Linked DNA regions of Homo sapiens: region 1 is linked to region 2. Evidence: read pairs that join two places in POLR2A ChIA-PET (ENCODE). Cell type or tissue: OCI-LY7. All regions are shown on one strand. Region 1 overlaps NUMB (NUMB endocytic adaptor protein). Region 2 overlaps NUMB (NUMB endocytic adaptor protein).

Region 1 (5,000 bases), 150 kb before region 2:
AGTATGGAGGCAGTCTAGTACGGTGACTAGGAACCAAGCTGTTGTTTGGATTTGAATTCTGGTTCTGCAAGTTACTCCTAGTATGATCAAAGGCAGGTTAATTTAACTTCTCTATGCTTCACTTTCTACATCTGTATAATGATGTTAATAATCTCATATACCTCATAGGGTTACTGTGAAGATTAAACGAATTAATGTATACGAAAGGTTTAGAACAAGGACGGTCATATAATTTACTCTACAAACTGGGAACCCTTTGAAAATGAAAGAGATGACTCGTCATTTACATTAGGTATATCTCCTAATGCTATTCCTCCCCCCTCCCCTCACCCCACAACAGGCCTCGGTGTGTGATGTCCCCCTACCTGTGTCCAAGTGTTCTCATTGTTCTAGAACTTAAAGTACAATAAAAAAAAGGAGAGATGACTATTAAAACTGATAAATGGGTGTTATAATAGGGCTGTTCCAGGCAAATTGGTAGAAGAGTCATTCACCAGCAACAGTAACTGCTCATATTTAACCAACCCTCATGTAACATTTAGTATTTTGCTGGAAGGTAAGCTCCATGAGGGCAAGGTTTCTTCCATCTATCATTCACTGCTGTATCCCTGGAACTTGAACAACATCTGGAACAGAGTAGCAGTTCAAGAAATATTTGTTGAAAGAAAAAATACGCTAAATATCTGTTGTAGGAAACAGGAGACAGCTGACCAGTGATATACAACATTGCCAAATGGCACTGACAATCCTAAGATATTTAAATTTGCAGTTTAATCAATCTGCTCATTGTATAATTGTAGCCTGCAGTGTTCAGTATCTGAGGCAACAGATAGGACTACTTCAAGGTTGGAAGACTGAAGAAGGGAAAAATAAAAGGTCAGTTTAGAATGGGACTGTTCTCCAGTTAGTCTCCTTACAATATTCAGGGAAATGTAACATTTTCTTGGCCCAATTATATGCTTGTTTGTTTGGAGACAGGGTCTTGCCTTGTTGCCCAGGCTGCCATACAAGTGGCACAGGACAGCTCACTGCAGCCTTGAACTCCTGGGCTCCAGTAATTCTCCCACTTCAGCCTCCCCAGTAGCTGGGACTACAGGCGTGCACTACCATACCCAGCTAATTTTTAAACAATTTTTTGTAGAGACAGGGTCTTGCCCTGCTGCCTAGGCTGGAGCACAGTGACATAATCATAATTCACTGCAGCCTTGAACTCCTAGGCTCAAGCGATCCTCCTGCTTTGGCTTCCCAAAGTGCTGGGATTACAGGTGTAAATCACCACACACATCCCAATTATATGGTTATAAAAACATGTGTGGCCGGGTGTGGTGGCTCATGTCTGTAATCCCAATACTTTGGGAGGCCAAGGCAGGTGGATCGCTTGAGGCCAGGAGTTCGAAACCAGCCTGGCCAACATGCTGAAACCCCATATCTACTAAAAAATACAAAAAATTAGCCAGGTGTGGGGGCACGTGCCTGTAATTCCAGCTACTCAGGAGGCTGAGGCAGGAGAATTGCTTGAACCTGGGAGGCAGAGGTTGCAGTGAGCTGAGATCACGCCACTGCACTCCTGCCTGGGTGACACAGCGAGACTCCATCTCAAAAATAAAAAAAAATAAAAAAAATTGTGCTTTTTGAGATAGGCCTTAATAATTTTATAGTATTGTACTAATGTATCAGTAAGGAATCATATTTGTCATATTTCATGGCCTCTGATCTCTCTGAAGAGGGGAAGAAAACAGATAATACGAATTCTTGTATTTGTTCATACTTCTGGGTGTGGGTTCTTGTACATCATTATAGTTTGCCACATTATAGTTATTTAAGTCAGGTACTGAAATATTAATGATTAGAGATGCCTATAGCTGAAATTAAGCCCAGCCTTCCTCTCACAAATTCTATAGTTGCAATACTTCCACATTTCTTTTTTTTTTTTTTTTTTTTGAGACGAGTCTTACTCTGTCGCCCAGGCTGGAGTGCAGTGGAGCAATTTAGTCTCACTGCAACCTCTGTCTCCTGGGCTCAAGTGATTCTCATGCCTCAGCTTCCCGAGTAGCTGGGATTATGGGTGCATGGCCCCACACCCAGCTAATTTTTTTGTATTTTTTTTGGTAGAGATGAGGTTTCGCCATGTTGGCCAGGCTGGTCTCGAACTCCTGACCTCAGGTGATCCGCCCACTTTAGCCTCTCAAAGTGCTGGGATTACAGGCATGAGCCACTGCGCCTGGCCAATACTTCCATATTATTTGTAAACTTGAGTCTTTCATTCTGACCATATAAACTAAGATTTCTGAGCACTTTTAAGAAAAGAAGATAAACATGGCTGAGAGAAGACTGTCTGCCCTAAAACTGTCTACTTGAAACCAGTACCCTAGGCCATCAGGCCGCAGTTAACTAATCAAAGGACTGAAAAAAAACTACATTAAATATCAAATGTAGAATTTACATACAGGCCGGGCACAGTGGCTCAAGCCTATAATCCCAGCACTTTGGGAGGAAGCCGAGGAGGGTGGATCACCTGACGTCAGGAGTTCGAGACCAACCTCACGAACATGGCGAAACCCCATCTCTACTAAAAATATAAAAATTAGCCGGGTGTGGTAGCAGGTGCCTGTAATCCCAGCTACTTGGGAGGGTGAGACAGGAGACTCCCTTGAACCCGGGAGGTGGAGGTTGCAGTGAGCTGAGATCGCACCATTGCACTCCAGCCTGGGCAACAGAGTGAGACTCCATCTCAAAAAAGAAAGAAACAAAGAAAAAAAAGAATTTACATACATCTTAGTGGCACAAACACCTCTTTAAAAAGACAACATGCTGGCCAGGCATGGTGGCTCATGCCTGTAATCCCAGCACTTTGGGAGGCCAGGGCCAGTGGATCACCTGAGGTCAGGAGTTTGAGACCATCCTGGCCAACATGGTGAAACCCCGTCTCTACTAAAAACACAAAAATCAGCCGGGCGTGGTGACATGCGCCTGTAGTCCCAGCTGCTCTGGAGGCTGTGGCAGGAGAATTGCTTGGACCCAGGAGGCAGAGGTTGCAGTGAGCCAAGCAAGATCACACTACTGCACTCCAGTCTGGGTGACAGAGCGAGACTCCATCTCAAAAACAAAACAAAACAAAACAAAAAAAAAACATGCTTCAGGAACTAATAAAAATGTGGAAGTGGCAACACAGATGTTCAGACATTCAGAATTATTTTATCATCGCTGCTCTAACACTTTCTACTTTAATAATAATTTCAGTTATAGGTAGAATTCACACTGACAAATGTATCATGAAAAAGTTTCACAATAAAGACAAAAATCCTTTTTTTTTCAAAGAAAACCGATCTAACATGGACAGAACTTTAGTAACTTGGAATTTAAATTGGTGAAATCTGAGCAGAAGGATCAAGCTAACCAAAAGTGAAAAATGAAAGTATAACTTTCTCAAGTAATTACTCTACACTATAAATATCCAGCTTAGTATTTTAAAATTATTATCTTCCTTAAAACCTTTTATTATGGGTAGATATAAACCAATATAGCAACTAAGCAGGTTCTGACACTGAAGAAAATAGCAACATACAGTGGATCTATTACAAATTACTAAATCAGGAAACTTGTACCAGAAGAGAAATGCACAGGTAATCTTAACACGAAAAAAATTGGTGAAGGAACATAAAATGGAAAATGGCACAGAAATAGTAACAAGCTCAGCACACTGTAAGATGACTTTCTCCTAAATATAAAAGCTACGTACAGTAAAAGGCAACTGAAATAACCAATTGCTATCTACCTATCTCCAGGCTTTGTTTCTTTAAGTAGAAACCACTGTTTCTTTCTTTCTTTCTTTCTTTTTTCATTAGAGACAGGGTCTTATTCTGACACCCAGGCTGGAGCACAGTGGTGTGATCACAGCTCACTGCAGCCTCAAACTCCTGGGCTCAAGTCATCTACCCACCTCAGCCTCCTGAGTAGCTGGGAGACCACAAGTAAGTACCACCACACCTGGCTACTTTTTTATTTTTATAGAGATGGTCTTGCTATGTTGCCCAGGCTGGTCTCAAGTTCTGGCTTCAAGTGATCCTCCCACCTCAGCCTCCCAAAGTATTAGGATTACAGATGTGAGCCACTATGCCCAGCTGAAACCACTTTTTAAAAATAAATTGAAAAAGGATGAAAATGACAAGTTGGTGATATACATGGTAGGTGGAAAGATTCTTACACTGCTCTTTTATTTCATCAGTATAATTAATGTTATCCTTAGGAGAAATGAGTTGGAGTTGGAGGAATGAGTTTTGTTTTGTTTTTTTTGAGGCAGAGTCTTGCTCTGTCGCCCATGCTTGGAGTGCGGTGGTGCGATCTCGGCTCATTGCAACCTCCACCTCCTGCGTTCAAGCGATTCTCCTGCCTCAGCCTCTCAAATGGCTGGGATTACAGGTGCCTGCCACCACGCCCAGCTATGGCTAATTTTTGTATTTTTAATAGAGAAGGGGTTTCACCATGTTGGCCAGGCTGGTCTTGAACTGCTGACCTCAGGTGATCCGCCCACCTCAGCCTCCCAAAATGCTGGGATTACAGGTGTGAGCTACCGCGCCTGGCCGAAATGAGTTTTTAAATTGTTGAAATTAGGGATTAGCAACCGTTTTTTGTGAAGGACCAGACAACAAAATATTTTAGGCTTTTCAGGACATATGATCTCTATTGCAACTACTCAACTCTATCATTGCACAAAAGCAGCCATAACAATATGTACACAAATGGGCATGACTGTGTTCCAATAACATGTTATTTACAAAAACAAATACAGTAGTGGGCCATAGTTTGCGACATCTGATACAATCACAATCTCTATAATTAATTGAATCTTCTTGGAAAGATAATTCATTATACTGAAATATTAGACCTGTTGGAACTGTGTCCCCGAATTCATTTTCTTTTTTTTTTCTGACAAATGTATTTATATCCTACCTATTTTAAGGTGCCATCCAACTCTAAAATTCTATGATCCCCAAGATCAC
Region 2 (5,000 bases):
ATATTTTCAATATAGTATTTGGGACTGCTTTCCTTGCAAGAGTTAAGGAAGACTTACTTGGCTACTACAGGAAATATCTTTCCTTCATACCACCAATGCTAGATAATTTTCAAAAACAAGAATGAATCAACTCTTTAAAATAATAATTCAAAATTATGTTCACTGATGAGATTTGAAGTCTATTACATCATGAATGTGATGGAAATTGTACACCTTTCATCAGAGACAATAAATAATATAGCTTTTAACAGCTTTATTTTTTTTAATTTATAATAGAGATAGGGTCTTGCTACGTTGCCCAGGCTTTTATCAAAACCCTAGGCTCCAGCAATTCTCCCTCCTTGGCTCCCAAAGTGCTGGGATTAAAGGCATGAGCCACCACACCAGGCCAGATTTTAACAGCTTTCTACAAATACAGATTTTTCTTTCATTTGACCAAATCCTTATCTAAGGAAGATACAGGGCTTAAATTCTGAAATAAAAACTATTTCTACTTGAATTGCGAAGATAAATATATTAACTCCAGGGAAAAATAAGCTGGTTCTAACTGGCATTTAGAACTAATTTAAAATCATTAACAATATCAGTAAATAAAATAATTCAATAAAAGCAATGATTTTAATAACAAAATCAGTAAATAATATAATGCTCAATTGTTTTTTTCTAGTAGTAGGATTAATGGTTTCCACTGTTGTCAAAAACTCACATGTATTTGGAAGAGGACCAGGTACAGTCACATCTTGGTATCTGAGGGGGACTCGATCCAGGACCCCATGGATACCAAAATCTGCAGATATCCCAGTTCCTTATGTATAATGGCATAGTACAGTCGGTCCTCTGTATCCATGGGTCCCACACAGGAGGATTCAACCAATCTTGCATCAAATATATTCGGAAAAAAAAATGGATGGTTGTAATGAACATGTACCTACTTTTCTTTCTTGTCATTATACCCTAAACAATACAGTATAACTATGTACATAACATTTATATCATATTAGGTTGGTGTAAAAGTAATTGTGTTTTTGCTATTACTTTTAATGGCAAAAGCTGTAATTACTTTTGCACCAACCTAATATTAAGTATTATAATTAATCTAGAGAAATAATTCAAAGTATACGGGAGAATGTGTGCAGGTTATATGTAAATACTACACCATCTTATATAAGTGACCTGTGCATCTATGGATTTTGGTATATTGGGGTCCTGGAATCAATCCCCCACTGATACCTGTATTTGCATATAACCTGCACACATTCTCCCATATATGTTATATAATCTCTAGATTACTTATTAATATAATACCTAATACAATGTAAAAGCTATGTAAATACTTATACTGTATTTATTCGTATTATTTGTATTGTTTTATTTTTTATTGGGTTTTCTTTCCAAATATTTTCTATCAACTGCTGGTTGAATCCAAGGATGCAGAATACACAGATAAGGGCTGACTATAATATGATAGATAAACAGCCTGTGACCACACAACAAAATATTAGCTTCATTTACCCCATGTTTCAGTCTAATACACCAAAATAAACCAACCACAAAAACAAACTGAAGTAGTAAATGTTTAAAATATATGTAATGTTTTGGTGTTTGTTTTTTGATACAGAGTCACACTCTGTCGCCCAGGCTGGAGTGCAGTGGCTCGGCTCACTGCAACCTCTGCCTCCCAAGTTCAAGCAATTCTCCTGCCTCAGCCTCCTGAGTAGCTGGGATTACAGGCATGCACCACTACTCCCAGCTAATTTTTGTATTTTTAGTAGACACGGGCTTTCGCCATGTTGGCCAGGCTGGTCTCGAACTCCTGACCTCAGGTGATCCGCCCACTTTGGCCTCCCAAAGTGCTGGGATTACAGATGTGAGCCACCGCGCCCAGCCTTAAAATACCTGTAATGTTTTAAAGTCGACTCTGGTTTTCCTAGCTGCCACAATGCTTACAATAACAGTATCTGGAATATTAGCCCATCCTAAAAGAGAAGTCTATAATAGATCTAATGTGATAATTATTAATAATTAACAATTACAATTTGTTAAGTGCCCACTATGGGCAAAATGCTATACACTACACAAAATGCTTTTCATTTAATTCTCACCATCACCCTGATGTGGAGGATAGCATAAGCTCCATTTTATGGATGACGAAACTGAATCTAAAAGAAGTTTAATAAACTGCTCAATTAGTAAATTAACGATAAAGTCAAGATTCAAAATCATGGTCACACAATTATAATGAATTTTGTCCATTCTGTCATGCTGCCTCTGGACATAAATGATGCTCTTTCAATTTCATAACATGGCAGTCACAAATATATTTCTGTCATCAGCAGGCTATTCTATGGTTCTGTGAGATACTAGTTTGGAGGAAAAAAAAGTTTTATCTTGATTAAAGAATACTGGGAGCTAGGCTGGGCGCAGTGGCTCACGCCTGTAATCCCAACACTTTGGGAGGCCAAGGCAGGTGGATTACTTGAGGTCAGGAGTTTGAGATCAGCCTGGCCAATATGGCGGAACCCTGTTTCTACTAAAAATACAAAAATTAGCCGGGCGTGGTGGCACACGCCTGTAATCCCAGCTACTCGGAAGGCAGGATAATCGCTTGAACCTGATAGGCGGAGGTTGCAGTGAGCCGAGATCGTGCCACAGCACTCCAGCCTGGAAGACAGAGCGAGACCCCATCTTAAAAAAAAAAACAAAACAGAATACTGGGAGTTAAAACTTCTTATAACAAAGTCGCTTATATTAAAAGAAATTAAGTAAATAAACCAAACGCAGTGACTCACGCCTGTAATCCCAGCACTTTGGGAGGCCGAGGCAGGAGGATCACTTGAGGCCAGGAGTTCAAGACTAGCCTGAGCAACACGGTGAAATCCCGTCTCTACTAAAAATACAAAAAAGTTAGCTGGGCATGCTAGTTGGCACCTGTAATCCCAGCTACTTGAGAGGCTGAGGCAGGAGAATTGCTTGAACCCAGGAGGCGGAGGTTGCAGTAAGCCAAGATTGCACCATTGCACTCTATCCTGGGCGACAGAGCAGGACTCTGTCTCAAAAAAAAAAAAAAAAAAAAACAAAAAACAAATCTACACTTCGGGAGGCTGAGGCAGGCAGATCACGAGGTCAGGAGTTCAATACCAGCCTGGCCAATATGGTGAAACCCCATCTCTACTAAAAATACAAAAAACTAGCCAGGTGTGGTGGCGTGTGCCTGTAGTCCCAGCTATTCGGGAGGCTAAAGCAGGAGAATTACTTGAACCCACAAGGCGGAGGTTGCAGTGAGCCAAGATTGAGCCACTGCACTCCAGCCTGGGCAACAGAGGAGACACCGTCTAAAAAAAAAAAAAAAAAACCTACAACAAAAATTAGCCAGGCATAGTGGCATGCCCCTGTAGTCCCAGCTACTCGGTAGCCTGACGCAGGACAATTGCTTGAACCTGGGAGGTGGAGATTTCAGTGAGCCGAGATTGTGCCACTGCACTCCAGCCTGGGCATCTTTAAATAAAATAAATTAAGTAAATAAACCTTCACAAATTATCTACATGATAAAATCAAAATGTACCTGAGATGTACATATGCACAAGTGACTAGACGAAAGTATCACTATTACTTTTCCAAAGTCAAAGGTAACCAAGGCCAATCTTAAATAAAGTTACAAATTTAGCTGATTTCTGTGTCCCTGGTTGCCCCAGCTTTGCCTTTATTCAGAGCTAAGCAGTATTCTACAGTTTTTCCCTCTTCTTCCCTAATTAAACTAGAAATGTTCCAAATTAACTATAATTCACCTTAATATAATCAAGTTACCATAATTAAGATTTTGCTGTCCTACTCAGGTAATTGAAGACTTTGATCTTGGTTAAAAGAACGTAAGATAGCCTGAGCACGGTAGCTCATGCCTGTAATCCCAACACTTTGGGAGGACTGCCTGAGTTTAGGAGTTTAACAAGACCCTGTCTCTACCCCCCAAAAAAAAAACTGGCCAGGCGTGGTGGCTCACGCCTGGAATCCCAGAACTTTGGGAGGCCAGGGTGGATGGATCACCTGAGACCAGGAGTTCAAGACCAGCCTGACCAAAATGGTGAAACCTCATCTCTACTAAAAATGCAAAAATTAGCGGGGTGTGGTAGTGCACACCTGTAATCCCAGCTACTAGGGAGGATGAGGCAGGAGAATCACCTGAACCCAGGAAGTGGAGGTTGCGGTGAGCTAAAATTGTGCCATTGTACTCCAGCCTGGGCAACGAGAACGAAACTCTGTCTCAAAAACAAAACAAAACAAAACAAAACTGGGCAGCCTGTAGTCCCAGCAACTGGAGAGGCTGAGGCAGAAGGATCACCTGAGCCCAGAATGTTGAGGCTGCAGTGAGCCGAGATCATGCCACTGCATACTCCCTCCACGTCAAAAGAGCAAGACACCGTCTCAAAAAAAAGGAACGTAACTTATCAGCAAACAAGTGGGGAGAAACAGGGTTTTCGTGGGTAGAGAGGGGGAAGTCACTGAACGTTAATTACTAATATAGCAACTCCTTGGTTAATGCATTTAAGATGACTGGGGGTCTCTTCCTAATCCCATACTCCACTGGAGAGGACAAGTGGGAAAGGTTGGTCTAGTTAAGGTTGCTGGGGACCTCCCAAGAGCTGCAGAAGCAGAGATAAGAAGAGCCTTCTTCTAAATCCACATGGTCCTTCCAAGGCTCTCATCCTCTAGGACTACCACTTCTCAGTCTACTTACTTGTCTTCTGACATGCTTTCTTGAGGGGAAGAAAACAAAGGAAGAGTAATAACAAGCAGCAGAAACTGCAGAGAATGAAAAATAAGTCCATAGGAGAATGTTGCAAATAGAATCATCCTCCTTTACATATGTCACTCCAGGAAAACTGCCAAGAACCACTCATTCCTCTAGATACACTTCCTGTAGATCCTCCAGACTCCTCCCTTAAGCACGTCAGTATTCTCCTTATTCTCCCTTCATTTCAATCCTCCTTTTGCCTCAAGATTTC

Evidence for each region. ChIA-PET counts read pairs that join two places held together with the same protein. Peaks named below come from ENCODE experiments on the same cell type or tissue, not always from the same donor. Only the 100,000 strongest peaks of a DNase experiment are listed, where the experiment ranks them.
Region 1: POLR2A ChIA-PET joins it to region 2 with 5 read pairs; 16 of 35 experiments call an interaction of 5 or more read pairs at or near these places.

Annotation. Positions count from the first base shown.
Region 1 is chr14:73,300,485-73,305,484 of GRCh38, forward strand. All of the region lies in intron 6 of NUMB (NUMB endocytic adaptor protein), which reads right to left. Among named protein-coding and RNA genes, the nearest start is that of PAPLN-AS1, 57 kb to the left of the region's middle. In OCI-LY7, no CTCF peak of the experiment used is centred here; a DNase peak (open chromatin) is centred at 3,017; H3K4me3 peaks cover 1,160 bases; H3K27ac peaks cover 1,887 bases.
Region 2 is chr14:73,448,101-73,453,100 of GRCh38, forward strand. The region is part of intron 1 of NUMB (NUMB endocytic adaptor protein); the gene reads right to left. Among named protein-coding and RNA genes, the nearest start is that of NUMB, 7.9 kb to the right of the region's middle. RefSeq lists an enhancer at 4,102-4,161. In OCI-LY7, no CTCF peak of the experiment used is centred here; no DNase peak of the experiment used is centred here; H3K4me3 peaks cover 1,065 bases; H3K27ac peaks cover 1,014 bases.